Linked DNA regions of Homo sapiens: region 2 is linked to region 1. The links are chromatin loops, found by intact Hi-C in ENCODE. Cell type or tissue: heart left ventricle. All regions are shown on one strand.

Region 1 (8,000 bases):
GATCGTCACTTATATAATCATATTGGCTCTTTCACTGATTTATGGGCAAGTTTTTGGGGTGCTCTTTAGAGTTGCCTTCTTGAAATTAGCCACAATGCACACTCTCTGCCTTCCCAGAAGGGCATTATAAAGGAAACAGGCCAGGAACAGTGGCAAGTGCCTGTAATCCCAGCTATGTGGGAGGTTGAGGCAGGAGGATCACTTGAGCTTGGAAGTTTGAGACGAGCCTGGGCCACAAAGTGAGACCCCATCTCAAAACAGAAAGAAAAGAATACAGGGTCTACCGAGGAAAGGAACTGGAGCATATGTATAAAAACCTGAGCATGAGGCCGGGCACGGTGGCTCACGCCTGTAATCCCAGCACTTTGGGAGGCCGAGGCAGGCGGATCACGAGGTCAGGAGATCGAGACCATCCTGGCTAACACGGTGAAACCGTGTCTCTACTAAATATACAAAAAATTAGCCGGTGGTGGCACGCGCCTGTAGTCCCAGCTACTTGGGAGGCTGAGGCAGGATGATGGCGTGAACCCTGGAGGCAGAGCTTGCAGTGAGCCGAGATCGCGCCACTGCACTCCAGCCTGGGTGACAGAGCAAGACTCTGTCTCAAAAACACAAAACAAAACAAAAAAAACCTGAGCATGAGTCGGGCGCAGTGGCTCACTCCTATAATCCCAGCACTTTGGGAGGCTGAAGCGGGTGGATCACCAGGTCAGGAGTTAGAGACCAGCCTAACCAACATGGTGAAACCCTGTCTCTACTAAAAATACAAAAATTAGCCAGGTGTGGTGGTGTGTGCCTGTAGTCCCAGCTACTTGGGAGGCTGAGGCAGGAGAATCACTTGAACCCGGGAGGTGGAAATTGCAGTGAGCTGAGATCATGCCACTGCATTCCAGCCTGGGTGATGGAGCGAGACTCTGTCTCAAAAAAACAAAATAAAACAAAACAGAAAAAACCTGAGCATGTTTGTATGCATGAATGCTTTCTGACAGGGCAAACCCAGATTACATATCAATATTTACATTAAAAAAGCAGAAGTATCCTCCAACCCAATGAGAATTTTAAACCTCTTCTTGCTGTCACTCTCATTTGCACTTGAAAAGAGCTGTCAGTCAAAGAACTTTTTTTTTTTCTTACTGGAGAGATGGTTCTCTTGGAAGACTACGTTTTTCTTTTTTAGGCTACAACATACTTCACGACTTAAAAGTGCTCATTTTCTTGAAATCACGTGGGCTTTATTTTTCAAGTCTTGAATTAGACAGATGTTACTCTGGATAAAAATATATCCATGGGGAAAGAATTATTTGCAACTCAGAAATGATAACCTAGTTCGTTTGGTGGCAAGCTAGGGCTGATAAAGTAATCTAATGTATAGGGGGTTTTTTGTTGGGTTTTTTTGGTTTTTTTTGAGACGGAGTCTCACTCTGTTGCTCAGGCTGGAGTGCAGTGGCACGATCTCGGTTCACTGCAACCTCTGCCTCCTGGGTTCAAGCGATTCTCCTGCCTCAGGCTCCCAAGTAGGTGGGACTACAGGCATGTGCCACCACGTTCAGCTAATTCTTGTAATTTTAGTAGAGACGGGGTTTCACCATGTTGGCCAGGCTGGTCACCAACTGCTGACCTCAAGCGATCCACCCGCCTTGGCCTCCCAAAGTGCTGGGATTACAGGTGTGAGCCACCACGCTCGGCTGGCCTAATGTATAGTTTTAAAAACCATAGTTGTTTTGGTTAAAGTAATGCAGAAAGGAGTCCTTTTCCTGACAGCTCAGCTGGTCTTCCAAGTGTGATTGTCAAAATGGTAGGGACTGACTAAAAAACAAACAAACAAACAAAAAGAAAAAAAAAAAACCAAAACTATTCTATGCCATAGTGAAACCTAATGCTGAATTTTTCTCCAAAAAAGAAGAAAGTGAGAACAAGCAAACCCCAGGGCTGCTGGGCCTGTCTGCAAAGGGTGAAAGCAGCAGAGGAGTCTAAATCGAACTGAATTGCAAGATTTCAGTTCTAAGCATGGCACATGTATACATATGTAACTAACCTGCACATTGTGCACATGTACCCTAAAACTTAAAGTATAATAATAATAAATTAAAAAATAAAAAAGTAAAAAAAAAAAAAAAAAGATTTCGGTTCTAAGAGAAGTTCCCCACGCAACTACCCCAACCCTTTCTAGAATGTTGTGTGTTCTCTGCACTGACTCCAGGGTTAACACATATCATGGCTCATTTGTAGACTTGCCATGTTCTTCCTTTTTCTTTGCTTTAACAACAACTGGCAGATACCCTTTCTTTTTATGGGTACTCTTGGCACTCTGGTTCTTAATTTGGTTTGGGGTGACTCTGTCGGTTTCCTTTGGCAGATGGCAGTCACAGGTGGCCTGGAGCCTGGGGCACACGCAGTCCCACCTGGTTCCCTTAAGGACTCCCTGGTTAGTGCTGAGGCCTAATAGCCTTGAACTCTCTGCCTGCATCCCATCTGCTGCGTGCTCTGAGCTCCCTGAGATGGGGCAGCCATGGTAGCTGCTGCTGTCAGCTGTCTTAGAGTTGGGAATTTACAAGGGCTGGTTGTCCCTGCCTCCCCATTACTCTCTTGCTCCTGTTGGTGTCCACATGGTGAAGCGATGCCCTTGCACGCCCACCCCCATTCCTGCTCTTCATTATGGCTGTTGACCAAATTCCCCTTCAGGCACTGGGTCCACATCCAGCCTCCCTTGTCCACACCCACAGCCCTAAGCCCAGGGAACAGCTTGTAACGCTCTCATTTCACTGTTCTTTGAAATAACAAGGTAACTTGGTACAGTGGAAAGACTGCGGTCTTTGAAGTTTGATGGTTTTGTGACCTTAGGCCATTCACCAGCGGTTCCCACTTTGCAAGGTTCCGGTGAGGACCTGGAATAAAGGCTATTCCTGGAACACGAATGGAGAACCCATTTCATAAGCAGTGCTTTCTGTTTGTTAACAGAGGCAGAAATGACATTGACGTAGCCCTCTTCTTTTACTTCTGCTGTGAGGCAGTGACTGTCAGAGCCGTCTTAACTTGATTGCTCCTAGTCCGGAAGGTTCTGTTCCTTTGGGCACAGCAGGGCTGTTTATGTGGAAGAAGGAGCCCTCTGGTGGGCATCAGGAAGAGTTGCAGTTAATTTGCAATTTGCTTGTCTCATTCAAGTGGTTTGCTCTGTTTTTTTAAGACGCACAATCACTGGTTGACCTGGATGCTGCGAGGTTACAAGAGATGAAATATGGAGGAGGCCTTCAGGGAGTTAAGCTATCCAACCCTTTCGTTTTGCTGGGGACCAAAAGATTGCCCGGGACCTCCTTCAGTGCTAAAATCCACCAAGTCTTGGACCAATCTAGACAAATTGGTCCCTTTAGGACTATCCCATTCACTTTGATGCTGGGCAGAAACCAGGCCTCTAAGGGTTGAAGCTCGGGGCTGACGGTTTAAATGGGAGCAAGGGGCTGGGCATGATGGCTCACGCCTGTAATCCCAGCACTTTGGGAGGCCGAGGCGGGTGGATCACCTGAGATCAGGAGTTCGAGACCAGCCTGGCGTAACCCCAACCCTACTAAAAATACAGAAATTATCAGGGTGTGGTGGCAGCTGCCTGTAATCCCAGCTCTCAGGAGGCTGAGGCAGGAGAATCACTTGAACCCGGGAGGTGGAGGTTGCAGTGAGCCGAGATCACACCACTGCCCTTCAGCCTGGGTGACAGAGCATGACTCCGTCTCAAAGTAAATAAATAAAATAAATAAATGGGAGCAAGGATTGAGCAAAGGCTGGAAAGAGAATCAATTTCCTGCAAGGATGGGATGTAAGGGGACCATCAGATTAGAGACATGTATGGGAGGGGAAATGGGGAGCACTGGGTTCTTCAACTGTGTCTAAACTCTGTGATCAAGCTTCCTCTCCATTCCTCTAGGAAGTGGCCTTCATCAAAAGAAAGCCCTATGCTTTCAAATTTATGAACTATTGGCTAATCCGTTTTTCTCTTTTGGCAAGATAATTTCAAGGAGGTTTCTCTCTCCACCAAGGATTTGACGGGTGCGCTGTTACATCCCTTGGGGATGAAAAGGGAAACCCAAGTTGTCCTTTTCTTCCCCTAGTGCTTTGCTGATTTAAAATTAATATTTCCTAACTAATCACTAGAAGAGACTAATGATGGCTTAGTCATCAGGTATGGAACAGGAAGTAAAGAAAAGCACCATGCCCTACAGAAATTGGAGGGAAGACTAAGAACAGGAGACTGCAGTCACCTGGGCTGGAAATTGGCCAGGACCACACAGCTAACTCTTACCACTTAGGTGCAGATGTTTTCATGAGCGGAACACAGCAGCCTTCCAACTTGCTTAGTATCACTTTCCAAATTACTCAAGTGCCACCTTTGTTGCTCCTTGGAAGTTGCCCTTGCAAAGACTTGCCCAGTTCAGTCCCTGCCCAGTGATTCAAAGCTGATCATTTTCCATGGTAAAAAGGTCCTACTATTTACTCCAAGACTTTTGACTCTCCTTTCTATGGTAATGCTGTGCAGAGGAAATTTCTCAGGTTATTATTATAGAACGGTGGTTTTTCAACTGGGGGTGATTTTACTCCCCCTAGCTGCTTCCAGGGATATGTGGCAATGTCTGGAGACATTTTGGTTTTCACAACTTGGTGAGTGCTACTGGCATCACTACCCATAATGGGTAGAGGCCAGGGAGGCTGCTCACCATCTTACATTGACAGGACAGCCCCACAACAAGGAAGTATCCAGCCCCAAATGTCAATCGTGCTGAGGTTGAGAAATCCCGCAGGAAGCCGTGGATCTTTTGATAGGGTTGTGCAATCATCACTACAGTCTAATTTACAATATTTTTATCCCCCTTAGAGAAACTTTTTACTCATTAGTAGTCAGTCCCTATTTCCATATTCTCATCTCCCCCCAGCGCCACCTCTTGGCCCTAAAAAACCACTAATCCACTTTCCATACATTAAAGGATGATACAGTTTCTTACTTCACAGAGTAGTATCATCCCTATTTACAGATAGGGCAACTGAGACCCAGAGAGGTGAATGTCTTACCGCTATTAAAGAGAGGACTCTATTACTCAATCCAAGGCAAGAACAGAGGTCACAACAAACTTTTTCCGTAAAGAGTCAGATAGCGAATATTTTAAGCTTTATGGGCCATATAGTCTCCATTGCAACTACTCATTTCTGCTATTGTAGAGTGAGTGCCGGCATAGACAATATGTAAACAAATTGGTGTGTCTGTGTTCAGATAAAACTTTATGGCCTGTAATCCCAGCACTTTGGGAGGCTGAGGCGGGCAGATCACAAGGTTAGGAGTTCGAGACCAGCCTGACCAAAGAGACCAGCCTGGCCAACATGGTGAAACCCTGTCCCTACTATAAATGCAAAAATTAGCCAGGCATGGTGGTGGGTGCCTGTAACCCCAGCTACTCAGGAGGCTGAGGCAGAATTGCTTGAACCCAGGAGGTGGAAGTTGCAGTGAGGTGAGATTGCACCATTGCACTCCAGCCTGGGCAACAGAGCGAGAATCCAACTCAAACAAAACAAAACAAAAAAACCCACTTTATTTACAAAAACAGTTGAAGGGCCAGATTTGGCCTGCAGGCTCTAGCTTGTCAATCCTGGAATTAAACCATTACAAAAGGCCTCACATTTACTTGGACAACCCCCACCCCTAATTCCTTCTTCTGCTTCCCTAGATCCATCCTCCCAGATGATCGTTACCCTAAAGTTTGTCTTTATCACTCTCTGACTTAAAAAAAAAAATCTGCTTACCTAAGCTGTGTGTTGTCAAAACAATGTGTTATCTTCTTTTACTGGGTTTGAGCTTTCAAAATGTCATCATATGGTGTGTGGTCTTTGGCTTTTAAAAATTCAGTCTTACGTTTCTAACATTTATGGCCATCGTGGATTCATTTTCATCACTGTGTGTAAAATACTTCATGGGGTGAGCATACTACAAGTCTTGTAAACACGCTCTCCTTGATGGACATGTAGGACAGTTTATTTGCCATTATAAACAATTATAAAACAATTCCTCTAGAAGCAGAATTGCTAGGTTAGAGGATTAAAAAGCTATTTATTTATTTATTTTGAGACGGGGTTGCCTAGGCTGGTCTCGAACTCCTGGGCTCAAGCAATCCTCCCACTGAGGCCTCCCAAAATGCTGGGATTACAGGCATGAGACACTGTGCCTGGTTTTTTTTTTTTTTCTTGTAAAAATGCCTGAGACATGTAAATTACACAGAGTCTGGAGTCAGCGTGACTTCCTGGCTAATTTCCACCATTTCTAGCTTTGTCATCTTGGGCAAATTGCTGTGCCTGTTGCTGAATCCTCTTTTCTTTGGGGGGGTGGGGTGCCTATGTGAAATGAAGATAATAATGGTATCCACCTCCTCATGTTGTTGTGAGGATTAAATGAAATAATCCCCGTAAATCTGTTATTAGCACACTGGTAGCACAGTTTAGGAGTTTAAGGAGTTTTTTCCTCACTTTGTATTTGTCACATGACTTCTCCCCACTAGGCTGCGAAGTTAGTAAGGGCAGTGTTAAAAGAAAAACTTCAGCTGAATTAATTTTAAATGAGTTTAATTGAACAATGCATGATTCCCCAATCAGGCAGCCCCCAGAATCACAGCAGATTTAGAGAAACTCCAGGGATGCCCCCTGGTCAGAACAAATTTATAGACAAAGAAAGGGAAGTGCCATACAGAAATCGGCAGTGAGGTACAGAAACAGCTGGATTGGTTACAGGCTGGTGTTTGTCTTATTTGAACACAGTTTGAACACTTAGCAGTCTCTGAGTGGTTGAAGTATGGCTGCTGGGATTGGCCAAGACTCAACTATTGTAATTGTTACAGGTGTATACTCCTAAATTAGGTTTTCAACCTTGTCTGCCTATTAAGCTAGGTTACAGTTCGTCCACAGGGGCTCGAATATAGAAGTACGGAGTCCTTCCCAGGCCGTATTGAGTTTGCATTAACAGCAAACTGGGTACTTTATCTCAGAAACATCAGTATCCACCATATGTCAGTTTTCAAATAAAGGTGTGTGAATGAATGAAATGATGAATGAAGGAATGTGTGAATGTGATCAGAACTGTGGCCCTGCCAGCTGCAGACACAGGTGTCAATGACCTGGGTGTCACAGTTTTGAGCATGGGGGTGAGGAAGGTGGGGAGGCAGCAACCAGCGTAGGACTCCCTCCGACTGGGTGGAGTGACTGCTTTGGGTCTGACCGCATTAGTCATAAGTAATTCCCTGGACTTCTGCCTTGGAGGAAGCCGTGCAGGTTTGCTGAGGGAGGCCCTGAAAGTCTGACTCTTGGAGATGAAGAGTCTGTGAGCTGCTTCTTTCCACTTGTGAGTAGCAGATGAGCTGCAGAAGAACTAACCTGTATTAGTCCGTTCTCACACTTCTATGAAGAAATACCCGAGACTGGTAATTTATAAAGGAAAGAGGTTTATACTTATAATCATGGCAGAAGGCAAAGGAGAAGCAGGCACCTTTTTCACAGGGTGACAGGATGGAGTGAGTACCAGATGATTATATAACCATCAGATCTCATGAAAAATCATTATCACGAGAACAGCATGGGGGAACCACCCCCATGATCCAATTACCTCCACCTGGTCCCCTTGACAAATGGTGATTATGGGGATTATGTGGATTACAATTCAAGATGATATTTTGGGTGGGGATACAACCAAACTATATCACTCACTATCACAAAGGAACTCAGCAAGACATGGGACTTTAACATTTGCAGGTCACATAAGCCACTATCATTAAAGTACATTGTCACTAAAGGCCAATTACCATTGAGTCAATTACTTTTCAGAGGCCAGAGCACACCAATAGGAAGTTCATTGTGTGTTGGGATTTTATAAATATATCCCTATAGACACACATGTATAATTTCTCTTTTTTTGAGACGGAGTCTCGCTCTGTCGCCCAGGCTGGAGTGCAGGGGCGCGATCTTGGTTCACTGCAAGT
Region 2 (8,000 bases), 1.4 Mb before region 1:
GCAGGGCGGCAGGCCCCCCACCACTCTGGGTTCAGACCCAGCCTAGGAACTGGCTTGGCAAGGGCTGGTCCAAATGGTCCAAGAAGGTGGTGGCCAGGGGCCTGAAGGTGGCACATTTGGGGCAGACTGCTTTCGTTGCAGCTGAGAACAGGCACAAGGGACATAGACTCAGAGCGTGGCCATTAAAAATAAACCTGAGGCTTGGCCAAGCCCTCCTGCTTCTCCGCCCGCTCATCCCTCACAGTCCCTGCCTCTCGTCTGGGCCTGTGGTGGCTGTCGTTTTTACAGATGAGGAAACTGAGGCAGGAAAAGGTTAAAGGTGACATGTGCGAGGTCAAATACTGATGAGTGGAACAGGCATGAGAATCCACGCCTCTTCCTCCCCAGTGGGGTCTGAGGACAGGGTGGCTCTAGAGCAACCTCAGCACAGAGCTGTGAACGCTGACCGAGTTCTGCAGCGTGCCTGCCTGATTCACCCACTGCCTCACTTCCCTGCACTGTCACTCTAGGGGGAAGGTTCTATTCTATTCTATTCTATTCTATTCTATTCTATTCTATTCTATTCTATTCTATTCTATTCCATTCTATTCTATTATTCTATTGAGATGGAGACCTACTCTACTACTCTACTCTACTCTACTCTACTGTACTCTACTGTACTCTACTCTACTCTACCCTACCCTACCCTACCCTACCCTACCCTACCCTACCCTACTCTACTCTGATGGAGTCTCACTCTGTCATCCAGGCTGGAGGGCAATGGTGTGATCTCAGCTCACTGCAACCCTCCTGGGTTCAAGCGATTCTCCTGCCTCAGCCTCCAGAGTAGCTGGGATTACAGGCGCCTGCCATCATGCCTGGCTAATTTTTGTATTTTTAGTAGAGACGGGTTTCACCATGTTGGCCAACCTAGTCTTGAACTCCTGACCTCAGGTGATCCACCTGCCTCGGCCTCCCCAAAGTGCTGGGATTACAGGTGTGTGCCACCACACCTGGCCTATAGTTCTGATTTTATACAGGAGGAAACTGAGGCTCAGAAAGGTTAAGTCCCTTGTCAAGGGTCACACAGACAGAAAATAACAGGACCCAAACTGGGACTCTGCTAGACTCAAACAGCCCAGGCCCAGACAGATAGGAACGTCTGATTCTTGCAAAATGTCCTACTTGATGGAGGGGTGCTTCCAGTCTGGGGTGATTCTGCACTCCAGGGGACATCTGGCCATGTCTGGAGTCTACTGCTGTGACACTGGGGGGCTGGGGTGGAGGGGGTGCTGCTGGCATCTGGTGGGTGGAGGCCAGGGAAGCTGCCACACACCCTACAGAGCACAGGGCAGCCCCACCACTGTTATGTGGCCCCAAACGTCTATGGTGCCCTTGTTTACAGAGAGCACCGTAAACTGAAGAGCATTTCCCGTGCTGGAGAAGCCGCGCTCGTCAGCAGCGAGGTCCGTGTGAGCCGGGCTCCCAGGGACAGGACCAGTGTGTGGGGGATGCCCATGGTCTCAGGAGCAGGCAGCCCTGTCTCCCAGCCCCACATGTGACTAGGGAGGCTGGTGGGAAAGGCCTGTGGACTGAGGGAAGGCTGGTAAGGGAGCTGCCTCCTTCAGGCCATGGCTGGACTCCCGTCAAAAGCCTCCCGGCAAAGCCGTCACCCCATGGAGTACAGGATCGCCTGATCTCCAGCTCCGAAACCGTAAGAATACAGACCTCACTGGAGTGACTGCGCATGAAGACGGGGTGCTTCTTGGGGAGATGCAACTGTTCTGGAATTAGACAGCAGTGGTGGCTGCACAATGTTGTCAGCATGCTAAAAACCACTGAACGGCATGACCAACGACCCAGGACCAACGACCCAGGACCAACGACCCAGGACCAACGACCAAGGACCAACGACCCAGGACCAACGACCCAGCACCAACAACCCAGGACCAACGACTCAGGACCAATGACCAAGGATCAACGACCCAGGATCGACGACCCAGGATCGACGACCCAGGATCGACGACCCATGACCAACGACCCAGGACCAACGACCAAGGATCAACGACCCAGGACCAACGACCCAGGACCAGCGACCCAGGACCGACGACCCAGGACCGACGACCCAGGACCGACGACCCAGGACCAGCGACCCAGGACCGACGACCCAGGACCAACGACCAAGGATCAACGACCCAGGACCAACAACCAAGGATCAACGCTGGCTCTGGCCATGGAGGGGAGGCTCCTGCGGGGGCAACGGTAGGCTCATGTGGGCTCGGGCCTTGACATTCTAAGTTGATAAACAATATTTTACACATACACACACACACACACATACACACACATGCGGTCCCTTGGGGCCAGTGTGGTTACAGAGAAGTTGCTGTGTGGGTGGTAATGCCTGGTTCAATCAGGATTTAACAGGAAATGCCCCCAGCAAGGGTGGATGGCTGGGCAGGCCTCAGGGTGCCCACCTTCATTGCTAAATGCCAATAGAGGGCTTTGCTTCTTGGGAAACGTCTGCAGAAGCAAATGTCTTTTTGGCTTTTCCCCAAGTGAAGCAGCGAAGAGGGTGTGTGGGGCGGCCCAGAGTTGGCTCCTCAGGACATGGGGGGAGGGACGATGCCTGGATCCTGAGGGGCTGCTCACCCCTCACTTGGCACCAGCCTGGGCTCTTTCCCCAATACCTGCTTTCCCAGTGGCCTCAGTGTCACTGGCAGGTGTGAGCTTTGCCACCTCTGTGGCAGCACCTCAGGGTCACTTAAGAAACCGCCCAGCACCAGCAGCTACAGCCAGGACCCCTGGGTAAGGGGCAAGTAAGTGGCCCAAGATGGGCCACAGGGCACACTGCATGGACCTCACAGAGGTAAGATTTCATCAGAAGACAAAAGGGACATGTTCGTCCCCCAGCTGCAGGGGCTGCTGAGTGCACCATCCCCCCGGGCCTGGCTCCCCACCTCCGCAGCTGGGGGGCTTCTTTTTTTTTTGAGATGGGGTTTCGCTCTGTTGCCCAGGCTGGAGTGCAGTGGTGCGATTTTGGCTCAGTGCAACCTCTGCCTTCTGGGTTCAAGCGATTGTCCTGCCTCAGCCTCCCGAGGAGCTGGGATTACAGCTGCGTGCCACCACATCTAGCTGATTTTTGTATTTTCAGTTGAATCAGGGTTTCGCCATGTTGGCCAGGGTGGTCTCAAACTCCTGACCTCAAGTCATCTGCCCGCTTTGGCCTCCCAAAGCCAAAAGATTACAGGCACGAGACACCACGCCCGGCCTGCAGCTGCCGTGGCTTCTGCCATTGCTAAGCTGCGCCCTCCACCTCCCCACTGCACGTGTGGACCCTGACTTCCTTCCAACCCACCCTCTATGCTTCCACTGGCAGAGCAGAGCTGCTTTCTGTTGCTTGCAACCCAGGACTTAAGGCACCCCCCGAGGAAGGGTCAGCTGTGCAGTGGGGGAGCTGGGCCTGCAGGCAACACAGCCTGGCGGTGAAACTTTAGGCATGGCGGGCAATGGAGGGAACCTGCAGTCAGGTGGACACCCCAACAAGACTGGGGTCATCACAGCTCCTCGTGAAGCCCCTTCTCTCTGCCTCCAAGCCCTGGGTAGACACTGCATGTGCTGTTAACATGAACATAAACCAATCAACCTGAGTTGCCAACATTCACACGGGCAGATGCATCTGATGCCTGCCAGAAGGAGGCCAGAAGCTGAGTTTTCTTGGCCAGAGCGGAAACAGGCTGAGTGTCCAGACGCAGTGGGAGTGGAAGCCAGGGTGAGCTGGTTTCTAGGCCAGAAAGACCCAGGGAGTCCTCGGATGCCTAAGGCCAGGACTCCAAGGAAGGAAGACATATCTGTCTGTCCACAAGGCATGAGAAAGACCTGGGAGAACAGGGGCCTTTTCCTGGCCTGCAAGTTCAAAGGTTTCTTTCTGGGCTGCACGCAGCAGCAGGGCCTCCAGTATTATCAACCCCACTGGTGGGAACCCCCTGGACCCCAGAAGTCCCTGCAGCCGCAGCTTTTTCCTGCCCAGCAGTTCTCACCACTAGGGGTCAGCATTGGACAAGGAGACCTAGGCTAGGCCCACGGATCCTGCCCCGGCCTGTCCTGGGGCCTGGCCCTTAGTAAACCATCCTGCCGTGGTTTTACCACGTCCAGGAATCCAGGCCCGGTGCCAAATGCTTCTCCTGCTTTATTTCTTGGAAATCCTCACAAGAGCCCCACAAAGCACAGTCCACTCTTGAACAACGTGGGTTTGGACGGCATGGGTGCGTGGGTCTGATTATCGGCGGATTTTCTTCTACCTCCGTCACCCCGAGACAGCAAAGCCAATCCTTCCTCTCCCTCCTCCTCCTCAGCCACTCAGCGTGAAGACAACGAGGATGAAGACCTTGATGATGATCCTCTTCTTCCACTTAATTAATAGCAAATATATTTTCTCTTCCTTATGATTCTCTTTTTTTTTTGAGACGGAGTCTTGCTCTGTTGCCCAGGCTGGAGTGCAGCGGCTTGACCTTGGCTCACTGCAACCTCCGCCTCCCGGGTTCAAACGATTCTCCTGTCTCAGCCTCCCGAGTAACTGGGATTACAGGCATCCACCGCCATGTCTGGCTAATTTTTGTATTTTTAGTAGAGACAAGGTTACACCGTGTTAGCCAGGCTGGTCTCGAACTCCTGACCTCAGGTGATCCACCCTCCTCGGTCTCCCAAAGTGCTGCGATTACAGGCATGAGCCACCACGTCCGGCCTGATTCTCTTAATAACATTTTCTTTGCTCTAGCTTACTTTATTCAAAGAATACTGATATGGTTGGCTCTGGGTCCCCAGCCAAATCTCATCTCGAATTGTAATCCCCACGTGTCAAGGGAAGGACCAGGTGGAGGTAAGTGGATAATGGCGCTGGTTTCCCCTATGCTGTTCTCGTGATAGTGATAGAATGCTAACGAGATCTGATGGTTCATAAGCGTGTGGTAGTTCCTCTGCATTCATTCTCCCTCCTGCCATCCTGTAAAGAAGGTGCCTTGTTTCTCCTTTGCCTTCCGCCATGATTATGAGTTTCTGAGGCATCCCCAGCCATTCGGAACTGTGAGTCAATTAAACCTCTTTCCTTTATAAATTACCCAGTCTCAGCTATTTCTTTATAGCAGTGTAGGAATGAACTAATACAAAGACAGTACACGACACAGTGAACACACAAAAGATGTGCTCGCTGACTGTTCTTAGTAAGGCTTCTGGTTAACAGTGGGCTACTAGAAGTTATCTTCTAGGGGAGTCAAAAGTTATACATGGATTTAGCTGCGCAGGGGATCGGCACCCCTAAGCCCTGCGTTGTTTAAGGGTCAACTACATATGCCATTATCTCTGTTTTGAGTTGATGGATATGGAGTCCAGAGAGGTGAAGGCTCCTGCCCAAAGTCACACAGCTGGGAAGCACCTGGGGCTGGATTCGAACCCAGATCACATGGCTGTAACCACACCGTTAGCTGGCATCAGCACTCTGCAGGACGACAAATCCTCTAAGACTTACGTCCTCCCCCTTCCCCTACTCTAGCCACAAGCTCCCTGGATCTGCCCAGCCACCCTGTGGGGAAGGTAGGGTGGGATTAAGACTCCACTCCCAGCCCAGTAACAAGTAAAAGGCACTGAAGCCCAGAACAGTTGAGTGGGCAGCCCAAGGTCACACAGGAGCAGGCAGAACAGACCTCCAGGGCTCTCTCTCCCGACCCGGACCCTCTGTCCCCACACACAAAGGGTACGCATCTCCTGGGAAAACAAAGTGTCTGGAAGTATTTTGAGGGTTTGGTTTGGGTTAGGAAAAAATTATTTGTTTCCTTAATGACCCAAGTAAGACATTTTTGCTGCAAAGACATTTGAAAAGAGGCCAATAAACAAACAAAGAAATAAATAAAAGTTGCTACCACTCTGAGAGAATGAACATTAATATTTCCATGTATTTCCTCCCAAATATTTTCCTAAGCAAATATGTATATTTTAAACAAAAAAAATTTTTTTTCCTTTCCTTTTTTTTTTTTTGTTTGAGACAGGGTCTCACTGTCGCCCAGGCTGGGGTGCAGTGGCTCACTGCAGCCTTACCTCCAGGGCTCAGGCAATCCTTTTGCCTCAGCCACCGGTCTAGTTGGGACTACAGGCATGTACCAGGCCTGGCTAATTTTTTGGTAGAGATAGGGTTTTGCCATGTTGCCCAGGCTGGTCTCAAGCTGCTGGGCTCAAATACGATCCACCTGCCCTGGTCTCCTAAACTGCTGGGATTACAGGCATGAGCCACTGCACTAGGCCTTTTTTTCCTAATAGTAGGCTGGGGTGTGTGGAGGAGTGAGTGGTTTCCCAGCGTCTCCACACTCCCTGGGCCCAAGGCAGGTGGATAAAAGGCTGGCCCAGTCTCTGGGGGCATGGTCTTGGAGGGAAACTTATGATGCATTGCAGAAAGCCCCCTCCCGCGGCGGGCCCTGCCCCCTGCTTGTGTTCTGCTCTGCCCCACCCACCCCACCCTAGGTCTCCGATGTGAGTCGGTGCCAGACGTCCCGGCTCCCAGCACGGCACTGCTAGCAGATGCCAGGCCCACCTGGGTGGGGAGGGTTCTCACCATGGCCAGCTCGGCCTCCAGCTCCTTCATCCGGTTGTCCTTGAGGTCCAGCTGGGAGCGCAGTGCCGTGGCGTGGTCTGTGGCCTCCTTGGCTTGGCGCCGCAGCTCCCACTTCTCACGCTCCAGCAGGTCCTTCTCCTTGGCCAGCGCTTTGACCGCATCCTCGCTCTCCTGTGGGTGGGAGAGGGAGAGAGCACCGTGGGTGTTACAGCCAGGCTCCTCCTGGCCCAGGGATGCCTAGAGGGGGCCTAACTCCTAGATGGAAAAAGAAGTGGGGTCACGAGGTCAGGAGATTGAGACCATCCTGGCTAACATGGTGAAACCCCGTCTCTACTAAAAACACAAAAAAATTAGCCAGGCATGGTGGCGGGCACCTGTAGTCCCAGCTACTCGGGAGGCTGAGGCAGGAGAATGGCAGAACCTGGGAGGTGGAGCTTGCAGTGAGCCGAGATCGCACCACTGCACTCCAGCCTGGGCGACAGAGCGAGACTCTGTCTCAAAAAAAAAAAAAAAAAAAAAAAAAAAAGAAGTGGGGAGGCCCCATGACATGTGGCCAGGAGCTCTGGCTCTGTGGTGGGAAAGCCGTGGGCACGAACTCCAGCTCTGCCACAAACTAGCTGGAAGACTGGAACAGAGACGAACCCAGTAGACACTCATTAAACCCTTTTTTTGCTGCATGAATGAGTAAGTTGGCAAATGACTGCTTTGGGGAAGTCATTCTACCTCATCGAGTCTGGGTTCCCCTTATGTAAAATGGGGCAGGAGTCAATCCTACTTGTTTCAAAGAATTCTAAAGATTGAATGACTTCACGTGCGGGAAATACTTAACACAGTCTGACAGAAGTTAGGGTGCAATAGTTGTTCTGGGGCTTTGTTCTGTTTGGTCAATTGTGTTCATCACAGGGAAACAGGGTCAACAGTAAGGAGGCACCAGCGACCCCAATTGTCTGGACTGCCACAAGGTCCGGCCACCACTCCACAGGGTCACAGCCTGTGAGAGAAACAGTTGCTGTGTCCTGAATGCAGCACAGTCCTCAGCCGCTTGCCCCAGCCCCTCCCCAGGCTGGCCCTCCTGCATGAGCTGTTTTCTGTGATTGTCCAGGGAAGGGCCAGGCCCCGGCTGTGCCAGTCCCCAGAGCAGAGCCAGCAGGGAAGGAACAGACAGCTGAATCGAGGCTGTGACCTCTGTTGGCCGGAGCAAAGTTTCAGAACAACAGGCGTCCTTTTGAGAAGGACAGTCCCAGCGGGGAGCTCTACCCATCCACCCAGCCACCATCTTCCCATTCACCAAATCAAAAGCAAATCCAAGGTCTCCGTGTGGCCTGGGACCGTGGAGAGAGGCCACCATCCTGCCTTGTCTGACAAACCTGTCTCTGAAGGCCTCACTTCCAGATGGTGAGAGACAGGGAGGCTGAGGGAG

Evidence for each region. Hi-C counts contacts between places; a loop is a spot of excess contacts. Peaks named below come from ENCODE experiments on the same cell type or tissue, not always from the same donor. Only the 100,000 strongest peaks of a DNase experiment are listed, where the experiment ranks them.
Region 2: it touches region 1 in a loop (5-fold over the local background); 7 of 110 quality-filtered maps call a loop at or near these places.

What each region holds. Positions count from the first base shown.
Region 1 is chr1:13,660,959-13,668,958 of GRCh38, reverse strand. No RefSeq gene overlaps it. Among named protein-coding and RNA genes, the nearest start is that of PRDM2, 35 kb to the left of the region's middle. In heart left ventricle, a CTCF peak has its summit at 3,100 (motif pointing left); no DNase peak of the experiment used is centred here; H3K27me3 peaks cover 626 bases.
Region 2 is chr1:15,042,740-15,050,739 of GRCh38, reverse strand. It overlaps KAZN (kazrin, periplakin interacting protein), which reads right to left. Exons shown (of 15, transcript NM_201628.3): 4 at 6,581-6,751. Among named protein-coding and RNA genes, the nearest start is that of TMEM51-AS1, 110 kb to the left of the region's middle. RefSeq lists an enhancer at 3,900-4,129. In heart left ventricle, CTCF peaks have their summits at 3,799 and 4,027 (motif pointing right); a DNase peak (open chromatin) is centred at 4,069.